Regions from separate parts of the Homo sapiens genome. Here region 2 is linked to region 1. Evidence: chromatin loops called from intact Hi-C (ENCODE). Cell type or tissue: endothelial cell of umbilical vein. All regions are shown on one strand. Links, peaks and the distances in the headings refer to the core of each region. The heading gives the core; the rest is flanking DNA.

The links. A loop is a pair of places that touch in the nucleus more often than their neighbours do. Peaks named below come from ENCODE experiments on the same cell type or tissue, not always from the same donor. Only the 100,000 strongest peaks of a DNase experiment are listed, where the experiment ranks them.
Region 2: a loop joins it to region 1, with 4 times the contacts of the local background. A loop is called at or near these places in 3 of 110 quality-filtered maps.

Annotation. Positions count from the first base shown.
Region 1 is chr3:179,463,570-179,479,989 of GRCh38, reverse strand. It overlaps a transcript of GNB4 not described here and the pseudogene MTHFD2P7. Among named protein-coding and RNA genes, the nearest start is that of GNB4, 20 kb to the right of the region's middle. In endothelial cell of umbilical vein, for the core only: no CTCF peak of the experiment used is centred there; a DNase peak (open chromatin) is centred at 6,259; H3K27ac peaks cover 1,101 bases.
Region 2 is chr3:179,517,928-179,534,347 of GRCh38, reverse strand. It overlaps a transcript of GNB4 not described here. Among named protein-coding and RNA genes, the nearest start is that of ACTL6A, 37 kb to the left of the region's middle. RefSeq lists an enhancer at 6,975-7,525. In endothelial cell of umbilical vein, for the core only: no CTCF peak of the experiment used is centred there; DNase peaks (open chromatin) are centred at 6,637 and 7,187; H3K4me3 peaks cover 387 bases; H3K27ac peaks cover 1,347 bases.

The DNA of each region.
Region 1 (16,420 bases), core at 2,858-10,857:
ATCCATTCACAAGGAAGAGCTGACATTAATCCATTCACGTGGGCAGAGGGATTCGTTTTCCAAAACATGAACTTTTGGGAAATACATTCAAACCATAGCAATTGGTATACACTTATGTTTTTAAAGTTCTGTAATTCTATGACCTGAGAATGTGCAATATTTCTAAGAGATGCTGGAGCACTTAAGAACATTTGAAAAATATAATTCTGATATTTGCTATTTAAGAAGAGTTTATAGCAATTTGAGTTTTTTTTAACAGATGCTCTTACACGTTTGCACTTACATGTTTCTTTTGCTTTTAGTTGAACTAACCAATTGGCTCACAGGACGACCTTAGTGAATCAGGAAAATGCTTCTCCATTCGCTTGGCAAAATGACTGTGTGTGTGTGTACATGTGTTTTCTCTTTGCAATTAAGGCATTGCTTCCATTGTATAGATAAAATCAAATTATTCTTGTTTGGGCTCTTGATCTGATAAGTGGAGGTGCTATAGTCAGTAATATTATTTGATTTTCTCCCAAATAGTTTTCAACTTCTACCTGAAGTGAACATAAAAATGTTAAATTGTTTAAATGGCTGTAAGAGATAAATACAAGTATGAAGAAAAGTAGATTTCAGGGGCAGACAGAAAGTTTGGTCAATTTCTGGGAAAACATGTTGGGAGAAGATTATTTCAACTATTTAAAATAAAATGGGCACCAAGGATTGTATAGAATCACTTGTTAGAGGTGTGTCTTGGTGTCTTGTATATTCGACAATATCCTAGTACATACGCAACTTGATACTGATTTTAAAGATTTCTTGAATAAGATGACTAGTATAGGCAAGACAGTGACCCCATTTCTACAGAAAATAGAAAAGTTAGTTGGGTGTATTAGTCTATTCTCGCACTGCTATAAAGAAATACCTGAGACTGGGTAATTTATAAATAAAAGAGGTTTAATTGGCTCATGGTTCTGCAGGCACTACAGGAAGCATAGTGGCTTTTGCTTCTAGGGAGGCCTCAGGAAACTTACAATCATGGCAGAAGGCAAAGGGGAAGCAGGCGTCTTCACATGGCTGGAGCTGGAAGAAGAGAGAGAGGTGGGAGGTGCTACACACTTCTAAACAACCAGATATCATGAGAACTCTATGATGAGAACATCACTAGGATGATGGTGCTAAACCATTCATGAGAACTCTGCCCCATGATCCAATCACCTCCCTCTAGGCCCCACCTACAACATTGGGGATTACAATTTGACATGAGATTTGGGTGGGGACACAGATCCAAACCATATCAGTGGGTGTGGTGGTGCACATCTGTAGTCCTAGCTACTCAGGAGGCTGAAGTTGGAGGACTGCTTGAGTTCAGGAGGTTGAGGCTGTAAGTGAGCCATGATAATGCCACTGCACTCCAGCCTGGGTGACAGAGCGAGGCCCTAATTGCAAAAAACAAAACAAAACAAAACAAAAACCCAAAAAACAAAACAAAACAAACAACAACAGCAAAACCTTAGTAAAATGGATAGGAATCTCAAAGGATGTGAGTTAACTATTTGTAATTGCCACAATAGGAATGTTTACTAATATTTCCTAACTGTTCCCTATGGATCAGGCAGATGAAATGTTTTGTAATAGGAAGTTGCTCAGGACTATACAACTCATAAATGGCAGAATCACTGCTATGATTTGAATGTCTCCTCCAAAACTCATTTTGAAATTTAGTTGTCATTATGATGGTATTAAGAGGTGAGACCATTAAGAGGTGATTAAGTCATGAGGGGTTATCCCTCATGAATAGTTTAATGTTGCCATCATGAGAGTTGGTTTGTTATCATGAAAGTGGATTGTTCTAGAAGTGAGTTTGGTCCTCTCTGTCTCTCACTCTCATCTTCGCTTGCCCTTCTGTCTTCTTCCAGAAAATATCACAGCATGAAGGCCCTCACAAGATGTGAGCCCCTTGATCTTGGACTCCCCAGCCCCCAGAACTATAAGAAATATATTTCTTTCCTTTATAAATTACCCTGTCTATGGTATTCTGTTACAGCAACACAAAACAGACTAAGAAGGAAAATTGGTACTGAGAGTGGGACTGTTGCTAAAACAAATACTTGAAACTATAGAAGAGACTTTGGAACTGGGTAATGGACAGAGCTTGGAAGAATTTAGAGGAGCAGGATAGAAAAAAACCTAGAGTGTCGTGAATGGAACAGTAAGAACAATTCTAGTGAGGGCTCAGAGGAAGACCCCAGAAATAGGGATAGCCTAAATCTTTTTTTTCATTTTTTACATTAAAAAAATAGAGATAGGGTCTCGCTTTATTGACCAGGCTGGTCTTGAACTCCTGGCCTTAAGTGACCCTCCCCTCTTGGCCTCCCAAAATGCTGGGATTACAGGCATGAGCCACAATGCCCAGTGTAATCTTCTTAAGTGGTTGTGATAAGAGAGTGGGTAGAAGTATGGATAGAAAGGTCATTCTGATAAGGTCTCATGTGAAAATGAGGAGCAAGATATTGGAAACTGGAGCAAAGGCCATTCTTATTAGACAGTTGCAAAGAAATTGGTGGAATTTTGTCCAACCTGAGGGCTTTATGGAAAACATAATTTAAGAACAATAACCTGTGATATCTGGTGGAAGAAATTCCTAAGCAAAATATTGAAGGAGCTGTGTGGCTACCCTTAACTGCATACAGTAAGATGCAAGAGGAAAGAAAAGACTAAAAGATGAGATTTATAATTAAAAGATAATCAGAACTAAAATATTTTTTTAAAACTTCAGGCTGACCTTGTAAAGAATTTAAAAAGTGTGTTCAGGAGAGTAAACCAAGGATTTGGCAAGTAACTGTTTGCTAAGGTGATTAGTACATACAGAAGGGATCATTAAGACAGTGAGAGAATGACTCCAAAGGCACTTCAGATATCTTTAAGGCTGCCCCTACCATCACAGGCTCAGAGCTCTAGAAGGGCAGACTGTCTTCAGGGTATAGTTTCAGAGCACCTTCTATTGGCTTGCTGCCCAGAGCCACCTTGGGTCTGTACTCCCCACATTCTTCAAGAGGGAGTAGAAAAGACTTAAGGTGCAAGAGAAGAGAAAAGACTTAAAGATGAGATTTATAATTAAAAGAGAATTAGAACTAAAAGATTTTTTAGAAACTTCAGGCTGACCTTGTAAAGCTGCTCCACAGCTGCCCTGGCTGTAACTCAAGCAGGCCCAGGTGAGGTTCAATCCATGGCTACAAAAGGTACAAGCTGTAAACACTTTGGTGGTATTTACGTGGTGCTAATTCTGCAGGTGCACAGAATGCAACAGCTGCAGGGACATGGCTTTCTCCACCTATGTTTCAAAGCACATTGCAGACAACCTGGGAGGCCAGGCAGAGGCTTGTCACAAGGGTAGCACCATCTCAGAGAGCCCCTACTAGGGCAATACTGAATGAACAGAAATGTGGAGTTAGAGTTACAAGAGGGTCCCCCCTAGAGCAATTCCGAGTGGATCCATGGGAGTGGAGCCACTCCTGAGGCCCCAGAACTGTAGAGCTACCAGCTTGCAACACTAGCCTGGGAGAGCTGCAGGAACAAGACTCCAACACTAGAGAGCTGTAGCACAGGCTGAGCCCAGCAAAGCCATGGGGTGGGGCTGCCCAAGACACTGGGAGGCCTAACCTCAACCCCGTTGTGCCCAGGTTGCAGGATATAGGGTCAAATAAAATTATTCTCCAGCTTTAAGACTTAATGTTGTTTTCACTGTTAAGTTTTAGATTTTCTGTGGACCAGTTACCCCTTTCTTGCCCATTTCCTCCTTTTGGAAAAGGAACGTCTATTCTATGCCTGTCCCAACATTGCATTTTGGAAGCATGTAACTTACTGATTTCATAGGCTCACAGATGGAGAGGAATTTGCCTCAGGATGAATTGTGCTTTGACTGTCACCCATATCTGATTTTGATGAGACTCTGGATTTTGAACTTTTGAGCTGGTACTAGAACAAGTTAAAACCTTTTGGGGCTATTGGGATGGAGTGAAGGTATATTGTATGAGTTTTGGTGGACCAGAGGCAGTTTGGATGTCCTCTCCAAAATCATGTTGAAATGTAATTGCCACTGTGACAGTATTAAGAGGTGGGACAAGTAACAGTTGATTAGGCCATGAGGGCTCTGCCCTCATAAATGGGTTAATGTCATTATTGCAGGAGTGTGTTCATTATCACTTGTGCAGACTGTTAGAAAAGCGAGTTCAGGGCCAGGCATGGTGGCTCATGCCTGTAATCCCAGCAATTTGCGAGGCTGAGGCGGGCAGATCACGAGGTCAAGAGATTGAGACCATCCTGGCCAACATGGTGAAACCCTGTCTTTACTAAAAATACAAAAAATTAGCCGGGTGTGGTGGCATGCACCTGTAGTCCCAGCTACTCAGGAGGCTGAGGCAGGAGAATCACTTGAACCCAGGAGGCAGAGATTGCAGTGAGCCGAGATCTCGCCATTGCATTCCAGCCTGGTGAGAGACTGAGACTCTGTCTCAAAAAAGTAAATAAACAAATAAAAAATAAATGAAATAAAATAAAATAAAAATGAAAATAAAAAAGCGAGTTTGGGCCAGGTGTGGTGGCTCACGCCTGTAATCCCAGCACTTTGGGAGGCCGAGGCGGGCAGATCACAAGGTCAGGAGATCAAGACTTTCCTGGCTAACATGGTGAAACCTGTCTGCAATTATAAAAATACAAAAAATTAGCCAGGCATGGTGGCACGTGCATGTAGTCCCAGCTACTTGGGAGGCTGAAGTTGGAGAACTGCTTGAACCCGGGAGGTGGAGGTTGCAGCGAGCTGAGATTGTGCCACTGCACTCAAGCCTGGGACAGAGCAAGACTCTGTCTCCAAAAAAATAAATAAATAATAAAAATAAAAATAAAATAAAGCGAGTTTGGCCCTCTCTGTCTCTGTCTCTTGCTCTCACCCTTGCTTGCCCTTCCACCTCCTGCCATTGGATGACACAGCTTGAAGGCCTTTGCCAAATTCAGGCCCCCTCGACCTTGAACTTCCCAGCATCCAGAATGATAAGGAATCGATTTTTTTTCTTTATACGGTACCCAGTCTTGAACCAAGTACAGTGGCTCATGCCTGTAATTCCAGCACTTTGGGAGGGCAAGGTGGAAGGATCACTTGAGCCTTGGAGTTTGAGGCTGCAGTGAGCTGTGATCACATCACTGCACTCCAGTGGGGATGACATATTGAGAACCTGTCTAAAAAAAGCAAAAAAAAAAAAAAAAAAAAAAAAGGACCCAGTCTGGGATTCTGTTACAGCAACACAAAACAGACTAAGACAGCTGTGGGCAACATGACTCCAGGTCACAGTACTCTAATGTGATACTTAACTGTAGACTCTTGCTACTTCAGTGCTGCAGTGCTTTCACTTTAGCAACTTAGCAAAAAATGTATTGTTTTCTCTATTTAAATCAGGTGTAAATCTCATCATCAAGAATTTGTGACTTGGCTGGGTGCAGTGGCTCTTGCCTGTAATCCCAGCACTTTGGGAGGCCAAGGCAGGCAGATCACTCAAGGGCAGGAGTTCAAGACCAGCCTGGCCAACATGGTAAAACCTCATCTCTACTAAAAATACAATAATTAGCCAGGCATGGTGGCGTGTGCCTGTAGTCCCAGCTACTGAGGAGGCTGAGGTAGGAGAATCGCTTGAACCCGGGAGGAGGAGGTTGCAGTGAGCTGAGACGTGCTACTGCACTCTAGCCTGGGAGACAGAGCAAGACTCCAACTAAAAAAAAAAGAATATGTGACTTAATTGAATATTATTATTATTATTTATCTTTTAGAGACAAGGTCTCACTCTGTCGCCTAGGGTGGAGTACAGTAGCACAATCATAGCTCACTAAGCCTTGAATTCCTGGGCTTGAGTGATCCTCCCACCTTGACCTCCCAAAGTGTTGGGATTACAGGCATGAGCCAATGCAGACTGGCCAATTATTACTTTTTTAAGCCTCAGTGTTGCAAACTGACGAAGCCAAACAAATCAAAAAGGACAGGGAAGAAGTCTTAATTTATATCAACCAAAAATCATCTTTTCTACCCTCTTTCTTCTCATCCTTTATACCCTCCAAGCCAAAGACAGTAATTGCCAGTGCTGGGTAATTTCATATAATAGAGAAGTGTAGCACAATTGCACTCTTGAACCGAAACTACAACCAAGTGGTTACATTTACATATTGATATTGCAGTAGAACTTATATAACAGGCTGGAATTTCTTTTCAAACATCTGTGACTCAGGGTAAACTACGGGAAGTTAGAAAAAAGTTATTTCCGTGTTTTCAAAATAGAGAAACAGAACGGTCTGTTGGATTTGCCTTTAGAATTGACACCACTTCCCAGCACTAATCTCAACTATAAGAGAAAAAACAAATTGGCTAGACATGGTAGCTCATTCCTGTAATCCCAGCACTTTGGGAGGCTGAGGTGGGAAGTTTGCTTGAGCCCAGGAGGTCAAGCCTTCATTGAGCTATTATCATGAAACTGCACTCCAGCCTGGGTGACAAAGTGAGACCTTGTCTCTAAAAAAAAATTAAATAAAAATAAAATAAAATAAATGAAATAATTCATAATTAAAAGTTGCTTCAGGAGGAAATTGGGTGAAGGGTACAAAGGACCGCTCTGTATTATCTTTGCAACTTCCTGTGAATCTATAATTATTCCAAAATCAAAAGTTTAAAAAAAAATTCCTTCAGTAAGAGAAATGGGCTTTTGACCTTGGAAAGAATTACCATTGTATGCTAGAATTTACTAGAAGAATAAGGGAAGGGATGTCTGTAGTCAGACTTTTGTCATTTTCTTTCAGTTTTTTTTGAGACAGAGTCTCACTCTGTTGCCCAGGCTGGAGTGCAGTGGCAGGATCTCGGCTCACTGCAACCTCCACCTCCTGGGTTCAAGCGATTCTCCTGCCTCAGCCTCCCGAGTAGCTGGGACTACAGGCGTGTGCCACCATGGCTGGCTAACTTTTTGTATTTTTAGTAGAGAAGGGGTTTCACTGTGTTAGCCAGGATGGTCTCGATCTCCTAACCTCGTGATCTGCCCGCCTTGGCCTCCCAAAGTGCTGGGATTACAGGCGTGAGCCACCGCGCCCGGCCAACTTTTGTCATTTTCAAAGAGTGAATTTGGTGTCCTTGGAGGGTCACTTAAATCAGTGGCAGTGAGTAGGAAAAAAGTGTTAGAATGCTCCATCAAAAGTATGCTCCCTTTTCCAACTCAAGACATAAAATCAGAAGCAATAATCAAGGAGTACCAACTATATATTTTGGTGTTACTTAAACGTTTTCTTTTAGTAATAGAAATAATAGCTGTTCATGGCCTGGTGTGGTGACTGAAGCCTGTAATCCCAGTACTTTGGGAGGCTGGTGCAGGCAGATCCCTTGAGTCCAGGAGTTTGAGACCAGCCTTAGCAAAATGGCAGAACCCTGTCTCTACAAAAAACTTGCCAGGTATAGTGACACACACCTATAGTCCCAGGTGCTCAGGAGGCTGAGATGGGAGGATCATTTGAGCCTGGGAGGTTGAGGCTGCAGTGAGCTGAGATCACACCACTGCATTCCAGCCTGGACAACAGAGCAAGACCCTGTCTCTTAAAAAAAAAAAAAAAAAGAAAGAAAGAAAAGGAAAGGAAAGGAAAGAAAAAGAAAAAGAAAAAATATGTGTTAATTATAAGAAAATTTGGTGAATATTGAAAATTATAAATTAATCCAATTTATCCATAATTTGAAACTGAGCAAAAACTAATGTTGATATTTTGGTATATTTTTTCAGTTATTATTGCTATATACATGTTTTTGTATAAAATTGGCATTAAAACTTTTTTCTTTACCTCTCTTTGAAAGGCACATACTTCATTTTCATTTTGTGAGTTTACCTTTACGTTTAGTGAGTTTTTCCCAAATAAAAAATAATATTTGTGACTGATTATGCCTCTATTATGTGGCTATATCATAATTTAATTAATCATATAATTATTGTATTTATAAATTTTCCCTAATATAAATAATTGGTACATACAAAATTTTCATTCATTAATCATTGTGTGCATCTTTAGGATCTAAGTCAAAGAGTTTTAATGCTCTTAGTACACACTGACAATTTGTCTTGCAGAAAGGGTGTACTAACCAAATATCTACTTTATTTAAAATTTAAAATTCTGCTACCTAAGTTCTCTCCATTTTGCCTCCTCAAAGTATATTTTTACATGCGCATCCCATAGCTCTTTTATATGAGAGGAATACTACTCACCTCAAAAAGTCAACTATGGGTGACTAGAAAATAACTTCTAATTACACTCATGCATTGCTTAACGATAGGGATACATTCTGAGAAATGCATCCTTAGATGATTTTGTCATTTTGCAAACATCATAGAAAGTACTTACACAAACCTAGATGGAGTAGCTTAGTACAACCTAGGCTGTAAGGTATGGCCTATTGCTCCTAGGCTACAAGCCTATACTGCATGGCACTGTACTAAATACTGTAGGCAATTATAACATAATGGTAAGTACGTGTGTATCTAAACATAGAAAAAGTACAATAAAAATACAGTATAAAATATTTAAAAATGGTATACATGTATAAGGCACTTACCATGAATGGGGCTTGCGGGACTGAAAGTTGCTCTGCTCTGGGTGAGTCAGTGAGTGGTGAGTGAATGTGAAAGCCTAGGACATTACTGTGCACTACTACAGACTTATAAACACTATACACTTAGGCTACGCTAAATTTATAAAAGTATTTCTTATTTCAATAATAAATTAAGCTTAGCTTGCTGATACTTTTTTTTTTTTTTTTTTGAGACGGAGTCTCGCTCTGTTGCCCAGGTTGGAGTGCAGTGGCGCGATCTCAACTCACTGCAAGCTCCGCCTCCTGGGTTCACTCCATTCTCCTGCCTCAGCCTGCCGAGTAGCTGGGACTACAGGCACCCACCACAACGCCCGGCTAATTTTATGTATTTTTGGTAGAGAGGGGGTTTCACAATGTTAGCCAGGATGGTCTCAATCTCCTGACCTCGTGATCCGCCCTCCTCAGTCTCCCAAAGTGCTGGGATTACAGGCGTAAGCCACGGCGCCCGGCCTACTGTAACTTTTTTACTTTGTATACTTTTAAATTATTTTTAAACTTTTTGACTCTTTTGTAGTAACACTTAGCTTAAAACGCAGACACACTGTACAGCTATATAAAAATATTTTCTTGCGGGCACGGTGATCGAGACCATCCTGGCTAACACGATAAAACCCCGTCTCTACTAAAACTACAAAAAATTAGCTGGAGCGGTGGCACGTGCCTGTAGTCCCAGCTACTTGGGAGGTTGAGGCAGGAGAATTGCTTGAACCCAGGAGGCAGAGGTTGCAGTGAGCAGAGATCGCGCCATTGCACTCCAGCCTAGGTGACAGAGTGAGGCTCCATTAAAAAAATTATATATATATATTTTTTTCTTTAATATATATATATTTTTTTCTTTCTCTATATCTTCATTCTCAAAGCTTCTTTCAATTAATTTTTTTTTAACTTTGTAAATTTTTGTTAAAAACTTAGACACAAACACAAACAATAGCCTAGGCCTACACAGGGTTGGGGTCATCAATATCACTGTCTCCCTCCTCCACATCTTGCCATCTATACTGGAAGGCTTCAGGGGCAATAACACACAAGGAGCTGTCACTTCCTATGATAACCATGCTTTCTTCTGGAATACCTCCTGAAAGACCTGGCTGGGGCTGTTTTACAGTTAACTTTTTTCTTTTTATAAGTTGTAGGAGTATACTCTAAAATAACAATAAAAAGTATAGTGTAGCAAATATATAAACCAGCCACAAAGTTGCTTATTATCATTGTCAAATATTGTATATTGCATGTACCTAATTGTATTGCTATACTTTTATACAACAGTGTTTGTTTACACCAGCATCACCACAAACACAGCACTTCATTGTTACCATGTCACTGGGTGATAGGAGTTTTCAGCTTCCTTGTAATCTATGGGATCACTGTGAAATATCTAGTTCATAGTTGATTGAAACATTGTTATGTGACACATGGCTGCGTAAGACTGAGTTCCTTGGCCTCAGTATAAGGAAGGCAGAGAAGATGCCGTCCGTCACTTTCAGAACTTTCTTGTAACCATCTTAACATTAGTATGTTTTTGCATTTTCTAAAACTGCATTAGCCTAATACACTAGCACTGTATTACTAGGTGCTAGAGAAATTCAAATGAGTAACACTGTGGTGGAAAGAGAGAGGAAAGAATGGTTTCCTAAGGTTTAAGACCTTAGACTCCTCATGGAAAGGACCATATTCCTCAGTGTTTCTCAAGCTTTAATGTGCTTATAAATTACATAGGACCTTTTAATTTTTTTTACTATTGCTATTTTATGGTGTGATTAACATTTGTATACTGAACTTAGTCTGCATCTTATTTTTTCACTCAATAACGTGTCATGCAGAACTTGACACAACTATCTATTTCTGTACCAATACAATAATAATCTTAGAATATGTTTTCATAGTTTGTTGTGCAGGCCCCTCCTATTTTTGTTCAATTAAAAAAGTATTTGTTCTACTTGTGCTTTACTCTTTCATATGTGATTTATCTCATTTTTTCAGCTTTATTGTGGTATAATTGACAAATAAAATTGTATATATTTAAGGTATAACCCAAAAAGTAACTGAGACAAGTGTCAATCAGTTTAGAAGTTTATTTTGCAAAGGTTAAGGACATGGCCATGACATAGTCTCAAGAGATCCTGAGAACATCTTCCCAAGGTGGCCAGGCTACAGCTTGGTTTCATGCATTTTAGAAAGATATAGGACATCAATCAATACGTGTTAGCTGCGCACTGGTTTGGGCCAGAAAGGATACAACTCCAAGAGAAGGGGAGCAGAGTGCCTTCCAGTTCATAGGTGGATTCAAAGATTTTCTGATTGGCAATTGGTTAAAGGGTTTATCTAAAAGACCTAGAATCCATAGAAGAAAGGGTCTGGGTTAAGATAAGGTGCTGTGGAAACCAAGATTCTTATTATGCAGACGAAGCCCCCAGGTAGCAGGCTTCAGAGAGAATAGATTGTAAATGTTTCCTATCAGACATCAAAAGGTGCCAGACTCTTAGTTATTAATAATTCTCTCCTGTATCAGGAAAAAGACCCAGAAAGAGAAAAGGATTCTTTATAGAATGTAAATTTTTTCCCACGAGAGACAGCTTTGCAGGGCCATTTCAAAATATGTCAAAGAAAGATATTTTAGGACAAAATACTTTGAGATCTTTCAGGGCCTGCTATATGTCATGTTGGTATCTTACTGCTACAAAGAATCTGCTTTGTCCATCTTAAGGTTTCTGTTTTAATGTTAGTGCTGGTCAGTTGTGCCTGAATTCCAAAGAGTGGAGGCTATGATGCATGTCCGACTACCCACTCCCATCATGGCTTGAATTAGTGTTTCAGGCTACCTTTGTTTTTTGTTTTTTGTTTTTTTTTTTTCTTGAGACAGAGTTTTGCTCTTCTTGCCCGGTCTGGAGTGCAATGGTATGATCTCGGCTTACCGCAACCTCTTCCTCCCGGGTTCAAGCGATTCTCCTGCCTCAGCCTCCCGAGCAGCTGGGATTATAGGCAAGCGCCACCACGCCTGGCTAATTTTGTATTTGTAGTAGAGATGGGGTTTCTCCATGTTAGTCAGGATGGTCTCGAACTCCTGACCTCAGGTGATCCACCCACCTCAGCCTCCCAAAGTGCTGGGATTACAGGCATGAGCCACTGCGCCAGGTCTTGTTTTTGTTTTTTAGAGACAAGGTCTTGCTCTGATGCCCAGGCTGGAGTGCAGTGGCACAATTATAGCTCCCTGCAGCCTCCAACTCCTGCACTCAAGGAATCCTCCCACCTCAGCCTCCCGGGTAGCTGGGACTGCAGGCATGTGCCACCACACCTGTTCTATATATATATATATTTTTATCAACAAAATGATCCTTTAAATTATCACTGGTTTTTCATACTTGGAATCACATTTCATTATACATTTGGGTGGGTCCTTCCTGCAAATTTTCAATGTTTATTCCCAAAGTCAAACTCCCATTCACATGAACAATACAGGTTCGACAGAGGTAATATCACATTTTACATCATAACTTTGCAGTATTAATCAACCTACCACTTTAAATGAATGATTGAAAACTATTTGGGAAGATAAAAACCAGTTTCATGAAGCAAACCTATTCCTCACAAAACTTAAGATCAGTCATTTTACCTTCAATCCACATTCAGTGAACACCAACCATGTTTATTTAATGCCTACTATGTGCCTGACAGCCACAGTGCATCTGACACTTACTTTCTCCAAAACAACTATGACTTGAACCTTGAGTAAATCACTTTGGTTAGAGTTACTATATTTGCTCAAGATGAAAAATGCAGGTGCTTTCTTTTTTAAAGAAAAATGACACTAGATCATTAACACCTTGAGTACCAGGACAGGTAATTGCCTCTGTAATCCCCAGAGTCTAGTGTAGTGCCTGGTCCATAGAAAGCTCTCAGTAAGTGTTTGATTACATTTAATCTCAGAACTCCCTTCCAAGGTATACTTCCAAGAGGTAAAACTCTAAACCTCTACTCCTACTGATAGCAGAATTTCTTAACTAATCCAGAAACATCTCCTATGCCTAAGTATAAATTCTTGCCAGGCACAGTGGCTCACACCTGTAATCCCGCTACTTGGGAGGCTGAAGTGGGGGGAATTATAGAGCTCAGGAGGTCAAGACCAGCCTGGGCAACATAGTGAGCCCATCTCTAAACAAATGTTTAAAACTTAGCCAGGCATGCTGGCACACACCTGTAGTCCAAGCCATTTCGGAGGCTGAGGCAGGAGGATAGTTTAAGCCCAGGAGTTCAAGGCTGCAGTGAGCTATGATCAGACCACTGCACTCCAGCCAGGGAGACAGCTGGAACCCATGTCTTATAAACAATAATACTTAATTTTTTAAAAAAGTATTTATCATCATCCACACCATTCCTGGGGGAGCTAAAAATCCACCCTTAACATTTCAGTTTTAAAACCTGGCTGATTAGGGATAGAACTTTGTCCAAATTAAATTGTAGAAATGCTATGGATTCAAGAGTAAACCTGCTTGATTAATCAAACAAGCTGGAAAACTACTCTGTTAATTTCTTTGTTGTAAATTGATCACTGTAATTTTACCTTACATGTCATGTATATTTTGTATATACACAAACATTTTAATTTCCATAGCTTTTAACAGGTTGACATAATACTTCTCCATGCAGGAAGTCAGTCATTTTTTCCACTTACAACTGTAATTCAATAAAATTTTGGTCACCTTGGTCATCTTGCTCCATGTTTAATAATCTAGGTAAGTAAGCAGGCATGACTTATAGACATGAGCTATACCTCACTCACAAAAACATCTCCAGCAAACTCTCTAAATTTCTTTCAACTCCAGAGAACTATCAAAAGAATAACACCAGCTGGCAGAAGAACAAGGAGGGAGGTAGGTCAATTCAACTGTTCTTTCTCTTTCTGCCTCAAGCTGCCTAGAGCAGGAGCTACTTCTGCTTAGCCCAAAGCCAAAATAGACAAGGAACCTATCCCTGCCTCAAGTATTTTACAGATTAAGCTCCTAGCTTGGCACAACCTGTTGGGATATAAGACTGTAGGACTGGCCAGGTGCGGTGGCTCATGCCTGTAATCCTAGCATTTTGGGAGGCCGAGGTAGGTGGATCACTTGAGGTTAGGAGTTTGAGACCAGTCCGGCCAACTTGATGAAACCCTATCTCTACTAAAAACACAAAAATCAGCCAGGCATGGTGGCATGCACCTGTAATCCCAGCTGCTCAGGAGGCTGAGGCACAAGAATTGTTCGAACCCGAGAGGCAGAGGTTGCAGTGACCCGAGATCACGCCACTGCACTCCAGCCTGGGCAACAGAGCGAGACTCAATCTCAAAAAAAAAAAAAAAAAAAAACGACTAGAGGATGAGGCTGGTTTCTCCAATGCTCTTTAAACCTCTGTTTGGGCGTGGGTGGCCCATGCCTGTAATCCCAGCCCTCTGGGAGGCTGAGGCAAGAGGATTGATTGCTAGAGGCCAGGAGTTCAATACCAGCCCAGGCAACATAGCAAGACCCCCATCTCTACAAAAAAAAAAAAAAGAAGAAGAAGAAGAAGAAGAAGAAGAAAAAAATTATCTATTTAAGGCTATAGAAGTAAGTGTTACTGAATATAGGAATATCTACATTGATTAAATAAGAAAAAAACTCAGGTTAGGTCACAACTAGGAGTCATAGGAAGACAGAATTTCAGAAATTCATATCACACCAGACAGATGTGTTTTATTAAAAAAGAAAAAAAGACCTTTAATCAGAAAGTCTGCTTAAATTCAATATTAACTCAAACTCTTAAAAAATTTCTGGAAAAAACAGAGCCCTTGGCTCTGCCTCCTGGGTTCATGTCATTCTCCTGCCTCAGCCTCCCAAGTAGCTGGGACTACAGGCACCTGCCACCACGCCCGGCTAATTTTTTTTTTTGTATTTTTAGTAGAGACGGGGGTTTCACCATGTTAGCCAGGATGGTCTCCGTTTCCTGATCTCGTGATTCGCCCGCCTCGGCCTCCCAAAGTGCTGGGATTACAGGTGTGAGCCACCGCGCCCGGCCATAATGGTATTCTTCATTAGCATTGCCACTGTCATGGGGCCAACACCTCCAGGAACTGGAGTGATATAACCGGCTTTTTGTCTGACTCCTTCAAAATCCACATCTCCAACCAACTTCAGTTTGGCAGTTACAGGATCATGAACTCTATTTATTCCCATATCAGTGACTGCTGCTTCTTCCTTGATCATATCTGCTGTGATCAGATTTGGAATACCTGCAGCAGATATTACAATATCTGCAAGAATTGTATGTTTCTTCAACTGCTCTTTGGAAGTATATCGATAAGATATTGTAACAGTGGCATCACCTCCGGGACGTTCATGCACCCCATCTGTGTGCAGTAACATTGCAATGGGCATTTCAACACTTTTTGACCTTCCAGCCACAACCACATTCTTCCCTAGGGTTGGAATGTCAGTTCGCTTAATTATTTCCCACACACCGCATGGGGTAGCCGGTAACATGGAATACTGGTCCAAACACATTCGCCCTGCATTAATTACATGAAAGCCATCAGCATCCTTGTCTGGAGAAACAGCATTGCAGATCCTTCTCTCATCAATATGTCTGGAAGAGGCAGCTGAACAAGGAGGCCATCTACATTATCATAATTATTCAGTTTGCTGATTAAATTCAACAATTCTTCCTCTGAAATTGAAGCTGGTTTCACAATTGTCTCACTGTTGATTCCCACATCTGCAGCTGCCCTGGTTTTGTTGAGGACGTAGGAGTGACTTGCAGAACTCTCGCCAACCAGGATCATGCTCAGGTGTGGCCGTTTGTCGCCTGAGGCCACCCACTCTTCTACCTCCTGCCGCACTTCCTGCTTGATCTGCTGGGCCAGTTTCCTTCCAGAAATTACAACAGCTTCATCTGTAACTGCCGTGAGGTGGAAGGGGCGAGGGCAGAGGGAGCAGCTGTGCACGGGCTGCAGCAGCCAGGCAGCCAACCTGGACATGAGGGAAGTCGCAGCCATAGCCTGTGCCGGTGACTGCGCCGGGACCTGTTTAATATTTTTAATTTTTAGTAGAGATGGAGTCTCTCTATGTTGCCTAGGCAGCTCTTGATTCCCTGGCCTCAAGTGATCTTCCCTCCTCAGCCTCCTAAAACGTTGGGATTATAGATGTGAGCCACTGCACCCAGCCCCAGGTTAACTTTGGAATGCCCTTGGCCCAGAGGAGGGGTCCATTCCATTGGTTGGGGGGCTTAGAATTTTATTTTTGGTTTACAAAGGTATACAATGTATTTGATATACATATATATGTGAAATGGTTACCACAATCAAGTGAAGTAACACATTGATTGTCTGTCATAGCTACCCACCCCCTTCTTTTTAGTGAGAATATTTAAGATCTATTCCTTTAGCAAATATTAAGTATATAATACAGTATTGGCCAGGGGCTTTGAGTCTGCCTTTCTGACAAGCTTTGTGGAGTACTCTGAGTAGCAGGGTTATTTGACTATTAGGAGACAACAGTTGGAGGTAACAATAATTTAAGAGACTCTATGAAGGGCTGAAAGAGACCATGAAGGTAACTAGCATTTGCCCAGGAAGGGCTGCCTGATTCTCCAGCAATTTTGCTAATGGAAATCTGCATTTTCTTGGTCTGGATAGTCAGCTGCAGCTCCTCACTAGTTTATAATAGCATACTATCTTGCTAAGAGGGAATATGATGGAGTAAAAACATCACAAGTTTTAGGATCCAACACGTGGGTACAAATCTTAGTGCTCTTGGGCAAGATCTTTTAACT
Region 2 (16,420 bases), core at 3,054-11,053, 54 kb before region 1:
CTTTTAAGAAATGTCCAGAATCTGGATATTTCTCACCACACCCACTGCTTCCACCCTAGTCCATGCCCACATTGTCTCTTGCTTGTATGAGGGCAGTAACTTCCTAACTCCCACTTCTACCCTTGCCCCCAGTATGGTCTATTCTACCTTGGCCCCATGAGGTCTACACAGCAGCCAGAGTGATCCTTCTCCAGCTACTCTTTAACCCCTTACCTTGTTTTAATTTTCTTTCCAGCAAGTAACTCCACGTAAATACCTATTATATGTTTATTCATGTATTTGTTTATTGTTGTTTCTTCCATTAAAATGTAGGTTCCATGATGGCAGGAATCTTCTTTTCTACCAAGTTTTCCCCTCAGTTGAACAGACTAATTGTTTAATGGAAAATGAATATAACTTTTTAAAACACACTGTCAAGAGGATGAGAAGACAAGCTTCAGACTGGTAGAAAATATTTGCAATAGATATATGTGATAAAGGACTATTAACTAAAATACAAAGAACTCTTAAAACTCAATAATAAGAAAACAAATAACCTGATTAAAAAATGGCAAGAGACCTGAACAGATACCTCACCAAAGAAGATATACAGAGGCAAGTAAGTATATGGAAAGGAGCTCAATATCATATGTCATTAGAGAAATGCAAATTAAAACAACAATGATGAGATTCTACCACACAGCTATTGGAATGGCCAAAATCCAAAACACTGACATCTCCAAAGGCTGACAAGGATGTGGAACAACAGGAGCTCTCATTCATTGTTGGCGGGAATGAAAAATGGTACAGCTACTTTGGAAGAGCGTTTGGCAACTTCTTACAAAACTAAACCTACTGTTACCATATAATCCAGCAATCATGTTCCTTGGTATTTACTCAAATGAGTTGAAACCTTACGTCCACATAAAAACCTGCACATGAATGTTTATAGCAGCTTTATTCACAATTGCCAAAAATTGGAAGCAATCAAGATGTCCTTCAGTAGCTGAATAAATAAACTGTAGGACGTCCAGATAAGGGGATGCTAAAAAGAAATGCAAAAAAGTGCTACAAAGAAATGAGCTATCAAACCATGAAAAACATGGGAAAAGCTTTAAATGCCTATTGCTAAGTGAAAGAAGTCAATCTGAAAACCTATATCACAGGTTCAATTCTGTGATATAAAGCAACACATCACAAAGCGTTTTTACAGATAGCTTGTTTCTAGTTTTTAGGGCTGGATATTCATATTTTCTTATAAAAGGTCAATAGGTTCGGAAACGTCACTTCTTAGATTCTAAAAAAAGAGTGTTCCGAACTTGTTAAATGCAAATTCAACTACGATTTCAACTATGTGATCTCTGGAAAAGGTAAAACTATTGAGACAATAAAAAGATCAGTGGTTCCCAGGGGAAGGTTTGATTTCAACTATATGATCTCTAGAAAAGGTAAAACTATTGAGACAGTAAAGATCAGTGGTTACCAGGGGAAGGAGGGATGAATGGCAAAGCACTGAGAATTTTAAGGCAATGAAACTTCTGTAGGATTCTACCATGGTGGATGTATATCATTATATATTTGTTCAAACCCATAGCATGTAAAACACCAAGACTGAACACTAATGTAAGCTATGGACTATATCAATGTAGGTTCAGTGGTTGTAACAAATATACCACTCTGGTGTGGGATGTTGACAGTGGGGGAGGCTGTACATGGTGTTGGTGCAGGGGGCGTATGGGAATTCTATGTACTTTCTGTTCAGTTTTGCTATGAACCTAAAACACCTCTAGAAAGTAAACTCCCTTTCAAAAAAGAAAAAGATAATATGTGTGGAGACCCTAGAGAAAAAAAAGGACCATAAATCTAGAAAAACTAGCCCACTACACTCTGAGACTAACCATTTGTCAAAACAGCAAATGTACACTTAAGATTTGTACATTTCATTGTAGATGTTATATGTAGATGTTATAACAAAAGAAAACCTATAAACAAATACTGAATTCTAGTTGTGATATGCATGCTGAAATATTTACAGGGGAAGTGAACTCATGTCTGCAATTTATTTGAAATGCATCAAAAGTGGATGGATTAAGATATAGATAAAAGAATAGATGGATGGATGGATGGATGCATGGTAGACAGACAGACATATGATAAGGCCAGTTGAGTATATTGAAAATAGAAGAATCTGGGTGATGAGTATATTGGTTGTTCACTGTAAAATTCTTTCAACTTGCTATCTGTCTGAATTTTTTCATAATAAAATATTGGGATAAACTATATTCAAAACAAGGGTGCAGCTTCCACTTGTTTTTGAGATATATTAGTGCCAAACATTTTAATGACCTTGGCAGTTATGGTGGGACAGAACACTTAAGCTAATAACTGAATCGTCACCTTGCTTAAATTAAAAACTCAAAGAAGTTTTTTCAGACCTCCAAGTCCTTAAACAGTTTATGAAGAATGTTTGTGAAATGGAAGATTGCTTATGCTCATCTTAAAGCCACTTAGTGCTGGCACAAGCCTCAGTCCTCAGAATCATCTATAATGCATGCACCGTGTGCCCTCAGCAGTGTTTTTTCTCTTTTCTTGACGTCAGTTGCCATTTGTAAGGGTTTCCAAGGTAGTGACCAGACACATCTAAAGGCAAGCCTACAAGAAAGAACAACATACTTATTTTTCCCTTTTAGCCTCAAATATATTTAAAATGCATAACACATTCAGTTTGATGAAATTCTACTTCAGAGAGAACCAAACTTCACAGTACAGAAAAGAGCTCCCTACTCTTGTCTCTGCAGCTCCGCTTTTAATGACTGGATTTGTTTAAAAAAAAAAAAAACTATGTAGACTTCTCTTTACACCACAGTTTCCCTCTGCCCCCAGGGAAAAAATGTGAGAAGGTGCTAGGTATATTTTAAAAATAATTTTGGTAAAGTCAGTAGAAAGACCTAGTTTACCTCAAAAGTCAGCATGGGAAAAATTTGGATCTGTTCAAAATAGGAATATATCATGTTCCTTGGAAAGTATGTGATTTTTAAAAATTAATTAAGACATAATACTTAGGCCTATCAATCGGTATGGTTAATTGACATATTTCTACCTGGACAGATGTTACATTGTATGAGTTGTATATTTTATATAAATAAAAGGTAAGTTTGGCTAGGTGTGGTGGCCCGTGCCTGTAATCCTAACACTTTGGGAGGCTAAGGCAGGAGGATCTTTTGAGCCCAGGAGTTCAAGACTAATCTGGGCAACATAGGGAGACCCCCATCTCTACAAAAAAATTAAAAATAAAAAAATTAGCCAGACCTGGTGGTGCATACCTGTAGTCCCAGCTACTGTGGTGGGAGGATCACCTGAGTCCAGGGGGTTCAAAGCTTCAGTGAGCCATGATTGCGTCACTGCACTCCAGCCTGGGCAACAGAGTAAGACTCTGTCTTAAAGATAGATAAATAAATAAATAAGGGTAAGTTTTATAACTGTACACATTTAACATGTATGTTTTTATTTGTGGCAGCAATAAATAAACCATTATGGATCAAGGAGGAACCCCATCACAGTTTTTAAACCTACACTCAAGCCAGGTTGAGTAATGTGGTGCTTACAGTCCCAGTTACTTGGGAGGCCGAGGTGGGAGGATTGCTTGAGAACAGGAGTTGGAGGCCAGCCTGGGCAACATAGCAAGACTCTGTACTTTTCTGTTTATTTATTTATTTATTTTAGAAATGGGATCTGCTATCTTGTTGTTTAAAAACAACAACACAACAACAAGGAAATAAATTCATTTGGCCCATCGCCATCCTATTTAAGCTTCTGATTTTTTTTTTCTTTTAAGAGACAAGGTTGGAGTGCAGTGGTGTATCACAGCTCACTGCAACCTCAAACTTCTGGGCTCAAGAAATCCTCTTGCTTCTGCCTTCCAAGTATTTGGGACTACAGGCGTGCACCACCATGCCCAGCTAATTTGTTTTTTTACTTTTAGTAGAAACAAGATCTTGCTATGTTGCCCAGGCTGGTCTTTAACTTCTGGCCTCAAGCAATCCTCCCCTGTTGGCTTCCCAAAGTGCTGGAATTAAAGGTGGGAGCCACTGAGGCCGGCCAGTTTCTGATTTTTTTAAAAAACTTTCAATTGATTAATTTATTTTGGGGGGAAATCTCACTGTGTTGCTCAAGCTGGTCTGAACTCCTGGGCTCAAGGAATCCTCCTGCCTCAGGCTCCCAAGGAGCTGGAATTACAGGTGTAGCCGCTATGCCTGGTTTAAGCTTCTAATTTTCATGCGCACTCATTTAACTAAGATATATTAAATGCTTTCTGTTTTTCAGGTGTTATGCTGACAATAGGTAGCTGAGTATGTGCCTCTTCTCCAGGGACTTGCAATCTAGTTGGAAAGACGGCATGTAAATAACTTTTTAGGGATATGTGACAAGCAGTCCATTTGGGCTGCTGTAATAAAATACCTTAGATTGGGTGATTTATAAATAACAGAAATTTTCTTCTCACAGCATTGAACATTGAACGGGCCATACTAACAAGTGCTGCGAGAAGCCTTTGATTCTGCCTGGAAAGATCTGGAAAGGCCAAACCCCTGTCCTCAGTTCCTTGTAGAGACAACAGGGTAATCTTTTTTTTTTTTTTTTTTTTTGAGACAGAGTTTTGCTCTCATCACCCAGGCTAGAGTGCAATGGTGCAATCTCGGCTCACTGCAACTTCTGCCTCCCGGGTTCAAGCGATTCTCCTGCCTCAGCCTCCCAAGTAGCTGGGATTACAGGCACGTGCCACCATGCCCGGCTAATTTTGTATTTTTAGTAGAGATGGGGTTTCTCCATGTTGGTCAGGCTGGTCTCAAGCTCCTGACCTCAGGTGATTTGCCCGCCTCGGCCTCCCAAAGTGCTGGGATTATAGGTGTGAGCCACCGCGTCTGGCCTAGCAGCAGGGTAATCTTTGTACCGGGGTTGGAAACTGGTAGCCTACGGACTATATCAGGATTCAAAACTCATTTTGTTTGGTCTACATAGGATTTTGAAAATCCGAGAATATCTTATATAAAAATTCAGATTTGTGGAGTTTTCTGAAAAGTTGCAAGATCTGGCAATTCTGGGCTACAATCAACTGGATCTAGACAAGCTGCTTTCAGTTTGTTTTATAACCAAACTGCATGACCACTGACTAATTATATTGCCTTTCAGCAGTTGACCTTCTGTCCCGTTAAGTGGGATTGATAATACCACGTTTGCGTTTTTTGAAAGTGGATTCTGTAAGAGCAGGGAGTGGAGCAGTATTTCTCAAAATGTGGTCTACAGCTACCTTTGTCAGTATCATGTACAACAGTTCTTCCCAACATTTACTGTGGGTATGAATCACCTGGCTATTCTGCAGACTGTGCTCTTTCAAAGTCATACAGTGCATCATTCAACAAAGGAGTCACTAGTCACATGTGACTACTTCAGTTTAAATTAATTCACATTCAACTCCTCAGCATACTAGTCACATTTCAAATGCTCAACAGCTACATGTTCCTGTGGCTACATCACTGGACAGTGCAATAGAACATTTCCATCATCACAGAAAGCTTCATTCGATAGTGCTGTACACAACATTGTCTCAGTCCTTAATGCCTGCCATCACAAAATACCTTAGACTGAGTAACTTATAAACAACAAAAATGTATTTCTCACAGTTCTATAGGCTGGAAAGTCCAAGATCAAGGCACTGGCAGATTCAGTATCTAGAAGACACCTGCTCAGAGTATCCTTACAGGGTGGAAGGGGAAAAGCAGCTCCCTGGGACCCTCTTTTATAAACGTACTAATCCCATTCATGATGGCTTTCCCCTGGTGACCTAATCACCTCCCAAAGACTTTATCTCCTAATAACCATCACATTGGTGATTTCAAAACAAGAATTTTGAGGGGATGACATTCAGGCCATAGCAAACATTGTCTAAGTCCACCTGAAACCACTCATCACCTAGGGATGTCATTTTGTTTGATCTACTATGCTTTATTGATTAGGGTTGATTGTCTTTAAAATTAGATGTGGACATTTAGAAAATTAATCAGTCACAATTGGTTTTTTGTCATATAGAGAGTCAAATGCTTTATGTCCAATAAAAAAGAATCTTAAAGGTTTTTGTTTGTTTTTTTGTTTTTTGTTTTTTTGAGATGGAGTCTCACTCTGTTGCCCAGGCTGGAGTGCAGTGGCACGATCTCGGCTCACCACAAGCTCCGCCTCCTGGGTTCACGCCATTCTCCTGCCTCAGCCTCCTGAGTAGCTGGGACTACAGGTGCGTGTCACCATGCCTGGCTAATTTTTTGTATTTTTAGTAGAGACGGGGTTTCACCATGTTAGCCAGGATGGTCTCGATCGCCTGACCTCATGATCCACCTGCCTCAGCCTCCCAAAGTGCTGGGATTACGGGTGTGAGCCACTGCGCCTGGCCAAGATTTCGATTTTATTGCTCTGTGGGACATTAGTCAGTTCTCTGTTCTCTATATAACTCTGCAATTTTATCTAGCATTCTTTTCTTCTACTGGTGACATGTACACACACACACACACACACACACACACACACACACATACATACACACACGCACTTATCAGCAATCTTCTATCCTCCTCTTTAAACCAGCTGGTTTTGTCACAAATGAAGTAGGTAAGTCTTAGACTATATATTTGTATGAAAATCATGTTTTAACTTTTTGAAATTTGTATTTTGATAGGAGCAAACTATTTGAATTTATACTTTGGGAAACCTATTTAACTTTGTAAAGCCTCAAGTTTGCTCATTTGTAAAGTGAGGAATAGTTTCTAAAACAGAGAGTTTTCTCATTGGATTCTTGAAAATTAAATGGGATAATGAATATAAAACATTTAGTGCAGCTCTTGGCATGTAAAATTGCTAAATAAATATCATTATTATTTAAGAAAGCTTTCTCAACTGTATTTCTGGATGTCTAAGCATCTCAATTCCTACTTTTGTGTTGCTCCATTCAAATGCTGGAAGTTCCAACTGTATTCTGGGCACAACGCCTGCATCTCCCAACTTTGGCTTCACTCTGTCTGCACTCAGCACCTTTTTCATCCTTTCTGTAGCAATGGGAGTTTTCTGGCCAATATCTGGCTTCAAATTGAGAGAGAACGTCTTCCAGGCTGAGAACAACTAAGAATCCTCCTTCCCGGCATCCTGCTTTTCTTTCCCTCCCCCTTCCCCTCCACCCCTTCCTGCCAGCAGAAGTCATTGACTCCATACTTCCTGCCTTGCACTATAAACACTCTCTCCAGCTGTGGCCTGCTTTCACTGGAGGTTTAACTATTTAATTGCTAAAGACCCTTTTCCCAGAACAATGCACAGTCTTATCCTGGGGTTGGGGAGCAGTTCACAGAATGTTCTCTCTGCTCTCTTAAGCCTCCTAATGCATTCTACAATGTCCATTTGTACCGTTCATATATAAAATTAATTTTTGTTGCTGTTAATTTTGGGAATGGTGCCAAAAAGAATTTTCCTATAGCTCAGAACTGTTTATTGAGGATCTCCTAGGTGTGTAATACTGAAATTTATTTTTCATCTAAGGAGCTAGCTGATGAGAAAAAGAGAGAGGAAAATTTTGTTCTGCTTTCCAGAGTTTATACAACCAGACTAAGAAAACTCAATCTAGATTATAACTTGACAGAGCCTTGGCATGGAAGCACGGTTCAGATATTATGCAATAAAGATAACAAAGACAGTGTTGAGTTAGAGAGAGAATAAAATAGAGACATACAGGAGAGAGGTAAGCAGACCACTCAGGGTGGCCTTCCAGGGTCCAAAGTGTGGCCCTCAGCTTTATTGGCCCAGAAACTCCTATTTTCATTTAGACATCAGAATCTTCTGAGGGATATTTGATCATATCTCTGCAAATTGAAGTGCAGTATGTTTTATCTTCAGTGACAGTGGGGTAGAGAAAGGCAACAATCCCAGTTCTGCATTTTCTAGCTATACAATCTGGGGCAAATGATTTTACATTCTTGTGCCTGGTGTCTGTCAGGCCTCTGAGCTCAAGCTAAGCCATCATATCCCCTGTGACCTGCACATATATATCCAGATGGCCTGAAGCAAGTGAAGAATCACAAAAGAAGTGGAAATGGCTGGTTCCTGACTTAACTGATGACATTACCTTGTGAAATTCCTTCTCCTGGCTCAGCTACTCCTCCACTGAGCACCTTGTGACCCCCGCCCCTGCCCGCCAGAGAACAACCCCCTTTTGACTGTAATTTTCCTTTACCTACCCAAATCTTATAAAACGGCCCCACCCTATCTCCCTTTGCTGACTCTCTTTTCGGACTCAGCCTGCCTGCACCCAGGTGAAATAAACAGCCTTGTTGCTCACACAAAGCCTGTTGGTGGTCTCTTCACACAGACGCGTGTGACATTTGGTGCCGAAACCCAGGACAGGAGGACTCCTTCGGGAGACCGGTCCCCTGTCCTCACCCTCACTCCATGAGGAGATCCACCTGTGAACTGGGGTCGTCAGACCAAACAACCCAAGGAACATCTCACCAATTTCAAATCAGGTAAGTGGTCTTTTCACTCTCTTCTCCAGCCTCTCTCGCTACCCTTCAATCTCCCTGTCCTTCCAATTCCAGTTCTTTTTCCTCTCTAGTAGAGACAAAGGAGACACATTTTATCCGTGGACCCAAAACTCCGGCGCTGGTCATGGACTCGGGAAGACAGTCTTCCCTTGGTGTTTAATCCCTGCGGGGACGCCTGCCTGATTATTCACCCACATTTCACTGGTGTCTGATCACCACGGGGACACCTCCTTGGTCATTCACCCACATTCCCTTGGTGGCAAGTCAATTGCGGGGTTGCCTGCTTTGGCTGCTCACCCACACTGCAGCCCAGGGCTGCTCACCACCCCCTTCTCCGTGTCTCTACCCTCTCTTTTCTCTGGGCTTGCCTCCTTCACTATGGGCAACCTTCCACCCTCCATTCCCCCTTCTTCTCCCTTAGCCTGTGTTCTCAGAAACTTAAAACCTCTTCAACTCTCACCTGACCTAAAACCTAAGCATCTTATTTTCTTCTGCAACACCGCTTGGGCCCCAATACAAACTCGATAATGGTTCTAAATTGCCAGAAAATAGCACTTTTGATTTCTCCATTTTACAAGACCTGGATGAATTTTGTCAAAAAATGGGCGAATGGGTCTGAGGTGCTCGACGTCCAGGCATTCTTTTACACATTGGTCCCTCCCTAGTCTCTGCTCCTAATGCGACTCACCCGATATCCTTCTTCTTTCTCTCCTGTCTGTTCCTTAAGTCTGCATCCCAAGCTCTGAGTCCTTTGAATCCTCCTTTTCTACAGACCCATCTGACCTCTCCCCTCCTCCCCAGGCTGTTCCTCGCCAGGCCGAGCCAGGTCCCAATTCTTCCTCAGCCTCCACTCCCATACCCTATAATCCTTCTGTCCCCTCCCCTGCTCACACCTGGTCCAGCTTACAGTTTCATTCCGAAACTAGCCCTCCCCCACCTGCCCAATAATTTCCTCTTAAAGAGATGGCTGGAGCTGTAGGCATAGTCAAGGTTAATGCTCCTTTTTCTTTATCTGACCTCTCCCAAATCAGTTAGCGTTTAGGCTCTTTTTCATCAAATATAAAAACCCAGCCCAGTTCATGGCTCATTTGGCAGCAACCCTGAGACACTTTACAGCCCTAGGCCCTGAAAGGTCAGAAGGCCGTCTTATTCTCAATGTGCATTTTATTACCCAATCAGCTCCCGACATTTAAAAAAAGCTCAAAAAATTAGATCCTGGCCCTCAAACCCCACAACAGGACTTAATTCACCTCGCCTTCAAGGTGTACAATAATAGAGAAGAGTTACAATTACTTGACTCTGTTGTGAGACAAAACCCAGCCACATCTCCAGCACACAAAAACTTCAAAATGCCTAAGCCACAGTGGTCAAGCATTCCTACAGGACCTCCTCCATCAGGATCTTGCTTCAAGTGCCAGAAATCTGGCCACTGGGCCAAGGAATGCCCACAGCCCAGGATTCCTCCCAAGCCATGTGCCATCTGTGTGGGACCCCACTGGAAATCAGACTGGCCAACTCACCCGGCAGCCACTCCCAGAGCCCCTGGAACCCTGGCCCAAGGCCCTCTGACTGACTCCTTCCCAGATCTCCTTGGCTTAGTGGCTAAAGACTGATGCTGCCCAATCACCTCAGAAGCCTCGTGGACCATCACAGATACTTTGGATAACTCTTATAGTGGAGGGTAAGTCCGTCCCCTTCTTAATTAAAATATGGAGGCTACCCACTCCACATTACTTTCTTTTCAAGGGCATGTTTCCTTTGCCTCCATAACTGTTGTGGGTATTGATGGCCAGGCTTCTAAACCTCTTAAAACTCCCCAACTCTGATGCCAACTTGGACAACATTCTTTTATGCACTCCTTTTTAGTTATCCCCACCTGCCCAGCTCCCTTATTAGGTTGAGACACTTTAACTAAATTATCTGCTTCCCTGACTATTCCTAGGCTATAGCCACACCTCATTGCCGCCCTTTTCCCTAGTTCAAAGCCTCCTTTGCATCCTCCTCTCATATCCCCCCCACCTTAACCCACAAGTATGGGACCCCTCTACTCCCTCCGTGGCAACCAATCACACGCCCATTACTATCCCATTAAAACCTAATCACCCTTACCCTGCTCAACACCAATATCCCATCCCACAGCACACTTTACAAGGATTAAAACTCATTATCACTCACCTGTTACAGCATGGCCTTTTAAAGCCTATAAACTCTCCTTACCATTTCCTATTTTACCTGTCCAAAAACCAGACAAGTCTTACAAGTTAGTTCAGGATCCACACTTTATCAACCAAATTGTTTTATCTATCCACCCCGTGGTGCCAAACCCACATACTCTCCTATCCTCAATACCTCCCTCCACAATCCCTCCACAACCCATTATTCTGTTCTGGATCTCAAACATGCTTTCTTTACTATTCCTTTGCACCCTTCATCCCAGCCTCTCTTCGCTTTCACTTAGACTGACCCTGACACCCATCAGGCTCAGCAAATTACCTGGGCTGTACTGCCGCAAGGCTTCATGGACAGCCCCCATTACTTCAATCAAGCCCAAATTTCTTCCTCATCCCTTACCTATCTCGGTATAATTCTTCATGAAAACACACGTGCTCTCCCTGCTGATAGTGTCCGGCTAATCTCCCAAGCCCCAACCCCTTCTACGAAACAGCTCCTTTCCTTCCTAGGCATGGTTAGGTACTTCCACATTTGGATACCTAGTTTTACCATCCTGACTAAACCATTATATGAACTCACAAAAGCAAACCTAGCTGACCCCATAGATCCTAAATCCTTTCACCACTCCTCTTTCCCTTCCTTAAAAACAGCCCTAAAAGCTACTCTCACACTAGCTCTCCCTAACTCATCCCAACCCTTTTCATTACACACAGCCAAAATACAGAGCTGTGTGGTCAAAATTCCTACACAACAGCCAGGACCATGCCCTGTACTCTTTCTGTCCAAACAACTTGCCCTTACTGTTTTAGGCTGGCCCCTACATTATTCCTGATACCACACCTGACCCCCATGACTGTATCTCTCTGATCCACCTGACATTCACTCCATTTCCCCATATTTCCTTCTTTTCTGTTCCTCACCCTGATCACACTTGGTTTATTGATGGCAATTCCACCAGGCCTAATCGCCACTCACCAGCAAAGGCAGGCTATGCTATAGTATCTTCCACATCTATTATTGAGGCTATTGCTCTTCCCCGCTCCACTATCTCTCAGCAAGCCGAACTCATTGCCTTAACTCAGGCCCTCACTCTTGCAAAAGGAGTACGTGTCAATATTTATACTGACTGTAAATATGCCTTCTTTCACTCGCGTCCGTGCGAAGAGACCACCAAACAGGCTTTGTGTGAGCAATAAAACTTTTTAATCAACTGGGTGCAGGCGGGCTGAGTCCTAAAAGAGAATCAGCGAAGGGAGATAGGGGTGTGGCCGTTTTATAAGATTTGGGTAGGTGAAGGAAAATTACAGTCAAAAGGGGGTTGTTCTCTGGTGGGCAGGGGCGGGGGTTCACAAGGTGCTCAGTGGGGGAGCTTTTGAGCCAGGAGAAGGAATTTCACAAGGTAATGTCATCAGTTAAGGCAGGAACAGGCCATTTTAACTTCTTTTGTGGTGGAATGTCATCAGTTAAGGCAGGAACTGGCTATCTGGATGTGTACATGCAGGTCACAGGGGATATGATGGCTTAGCTTGGGCTCAGAGGCCTGACATTCCTGTCTTCTTATATTAATAAGAAAAATAAGGCAAAATAGTGTTGAAGTGTTGGGGCGGCGAAAATTTTTGGGGGTGGTATGGAGAGAGAATGGGCGATGTTTCTCAGGGCTGCTTCGAGTGGGATTAGGGGCAGCTTGGGAACCTAGAGTAGGAGAGATTAAGCTGAAGGAAGATTTTGTGGTAAGGGGTGATATTGCGGGGTTGTTAGAAGAAACATTTGTCATATAGAATGATTGGTGATGGCCTGGATATGGTTTTGTATGAATTAAAAAAGAATGGAATGAGACAAAGAGAAAAACAGGTATTAAAGGACTAAGAATTGAGAGGACTCAGGGCATCCAATTAGAGAGTGCCTAAGTAGGTTCAGCATAGCCCTGCCAGCAAAGATTATTTATTTACTTTAAGAGGGAGTTAGGAGTGACGGTTTGGGGATAGCACCAAGAGATATCAGCTGTGATGGCTTGGAGAAACAGTGTAAACTGGCAGCGTAAACAAGAGCAGGGCATTTATGAGTAGTTGAGAATGGTGAATAGGAGTATGACTAGACAGAAGATAGTAGGGATGACAAGTTTTTTTGGGGTGCAGTCCAAGTTGGTCTGGTGTCTGGAATGAGACTGGGGCCTAATAAAAAGGAGCATCTATACAGGAGCTCAAATGGGCTGTACCCTGTAGCATTCCGAGGACAGGCCTGAATTCTGAGAAGAGAAAGTGGTAAAAGTATTGTCCAGTCCTTTTTAAGTTGGTGGCTGAGGTTGGTGAGGTGAGTTTTTAAAAGACCATGAGTTCGCTGAATACCAAGAGCTAGAGAAATTGCCTGGGTGATTTGACTAATAAAGGCTGGTCCGTTATCAGACTGTATAGAGGTGGGAAGGCCAAACCGAGGAATTATGTCTGACAGAAGGGAAGAAATGACCACGGTCGCCTTCTTAGACCCTGTGTCTACCAAGACTAAGAGGTATTTTAGTTTTCTGACTTGGGGCATGTGAGTAATATCAATTTGCCAGTCCTGGGTGGGGCAAATCCCCGAGTTTGATGTGTAGGGAAGGGAGGGGGCCTGAACAATCTCTGAGGGGTAGTAGAATAGCAGATGGAACACTGAGAAGTGATTTCCTTGAGGATAGATTTCCACGATGGAAAGGAAATGAGAGGTTCTAAGAGGCGGGCTAGTGGCTTGTACTATAGCATAGCCTGCCTTTGCTGGTGTGTGGTGATTAGGCCTGGTGGAACTGCCATCAATAAACCAAGTGTGATCAGGGTGAGGAACAGGAAAGAAGGAAATTTGGGGAAATGGAGTGAATGTCAGGTGGATCAGAGAGGTACAATCATGGGGGTCAGGTGTGGTATCAGGAATAATGTGGGAGGCCGGATTGAAGTCTGGGCCAGGAACAATGGTAACTGTGGGAGACTCAACAAAGAGTGAGTACAGCTGAAGGAGCCGGGGAGCAGAAAGTATATGCGTCAGGTGGGAGGAAGAAAATAGATTCTGGAAGTTATGAGAACTGTAGAGAGTGAGTTGAGCATAGTTTGTGATTTTGAGGGCCTCTAAAAGTATTAGGGCGGCGGCAGCCACCGCACACTGACGTGAGGGCTAGGCTAAAACAGTAAGGTCAAGTTATTTGGATAAAAAAGCTATAGGGCACGGTCCCAGCTCTTGTGTAAGAATTCTGACTGCACTAACCATGCCTAGGAAGGAAAGGAGTTGTTGTTTTGTAGAAGGGATTGGGGTTTTGGAGATTAGCTGGACATGATCAGCAGGGAGAGCACGTGTGTTTTTATGAGAATTATGCCGAGATAGGTAACAGCTGAGGAAGAAATTTGGGCTCGACTGAAGTAATGCGGGCTGTCTGTGAAGCCTTGCGGCAGTACAGCCCAGGTGATTTGCTGAGCCTGATGGGTGTCAGGGTCAGTCTAAGTGAAAGCAGAGAGGCTGGGATGAAGGGTGCAAAGGAATAGTAAAGAAAGCATGTTTGAGATCCAGAACAGAATAATGGGTTGTGAAGGGAGGCATTGAGGTTAGGAGAGTATATGGGTGTGCCACCACGGGGTGGATAGGCAAAAAACAATTTGGTTGATAAGGCGCAGATCCTGAACTAACCTGTAAGGCTTTCCGGTTTTTGGACAGACAAAATGGGGGAACTGTAAAGGGAGTTTATAGGCTTTAAAAGACCATGCTGTAGCAGGCGAGTGATAACAGACTTTAATCCTTTTAAAACATGCTGTGGGATGGGATATTGGCATTGAGCAGGGTAAGGGTGATTAGATTTTAATGGGATGGTGAGGGGTGCATGATCGGTTGCCGAGGAGGGAGTAGAGGTGTCCTATACTTGTGGTTTAAATGGGGAGATACAACAGGAGGATGTGAAGGAGGCTTCGAACTGGGAGAAAAGGCAGCAACGAGGTGTGGCTGTAGCCTAGGAATAGTTAGGGAAGCAGATCATTTAGTTAAAATGTCTCGGCCTAATAAGGGAGGTGGGCAGGTGGGGATAACTAAAAAAGAGTGCATAAAAGAGTGTTGTCCAAGTTGGCACCAGAGTTGGGGAGTTTTAAGAGGTTTAGAAGCCTGGCCATCAATACAACAGTTATGGAGGCAAGGGAAACAGGCCCTTGAAAAGAAGGTAATGTGGAGTGGGTAGCCTCTGTATTGATTAAAAAGGGGATGGACTTACCCTCCACTGTGAGAGTTACCTGAAGCTTGGTGTCTGTTATGGTCTAGAGGGCTTTTGAGGTGATTGGGCAGTGTCAGTCTTCAGCCGCTAAACCAAGAAGATCTGGGATGGAGTCAGAGAGCTTTGGGCCAGAGTTTTAGGGGCTCTGGAAGTGGCTACCGGGTGAGTTGAACAGTCTGATTTCCAGTGGGGTCCCACACAGATGGCACATGGCTTGGGAGGAATCCCAGGCTGTGGGCATTCCTTGACCCAGTGGCCATATTTCTGGCACTTGTAGCAAGCTCCTGGGAGAGGCAGGCCTGGAGGAATGCCTGGCCACTGCGGTTTAGGTGTTTGGAAGTTCTTGTGTGCTGGAGATGTGGCTGGGGTTTGTCTCACAGTGGGGGCAAGGAATTGCAACTCAGAAATATGTTGCTACTTGGCTGCCTCTACTCTTTTATTGTACACCTTGAAGGCGAGGTTAATTAAGTCCTGTTGCAGGGTTTGAGGGCCGGAATTTAATTTTTGGAGCTTTATTTAATGTTGGGAGCAGATTAGGTAATAAAGTAAAATGCATATTGAGAATAAGATGGCCTTCTGACCTTTCAGGGTCTAGGGCTGTAAAGCATCTCAGGGTTGCTGCCAAATGAGCCATGAACTGGGCTGGTTTTTTATATTTGATGAAAAAGAGTCTAAATGCTATCTGATTTGGGATGAAGAAAAAGGAGCATTAACCTTGACTATGCCTTTAGCTCCAGCCACCTTTTTAAGAGGAAATTGCTTGGGGGAGGGCTAGTCACAGAATGAAACTGTTAGCCGGACCGAGTGTGAAGAGGGGAGGTGATAAAAGGACTATAGGGTGGGCGAGTGGAGGCTGAGGAAAAATTGAGACCTAGCTTGGCCTGGCAATGAGCAGCCTGGGGAGGAGGGGAGAGGTCAGACGGGTCTGTAGAAAAGGAAGATTCAAAAGAAGAAAGACTCAGCGACACTTGTGGTTGGGGCTGAGGGGACAGGCGGGAGGGAAAGAAGGAAGATTTGGGACGAGTTGCATTGGGAACAGAGACTAAGGAGGGAACCATGTGTAAAAGAATGCCTGAATATCAGGCACCTCAGACTGTTTGTCCATTTTATGACAGGAATTATTTAGATCTTGTAGCATGGAAAAATCAAAACTGCCATTTTCTGGCTATTTGGAACTACTGTCGAGTTTGTATTGGGGTCAAGCAGCATTGCAGAAGAAAATAAGGCACTTAGGTTTTAGGTCAGGTGTGAGTTAAAGAGGTTTTAAGTTTCTGAGAACACAGGCTAAGGGAGAAGAGGGAGGAATGGAGGGTGGAAGGTTGCCCATAGTGAAGGAGGCAAGTCCAGAGAAAAGAGAGAGTAGAGACATGAAGAGAAGGGATGGGGGGTGCTTGCCCCCCAGGAAAGTGGAGAAGGGGTAGAGACACGGAGAGAAGGGGTCAGAGGGTTCTTGCCCCCCAGAAAAGCGGTACTTGCCACTAAG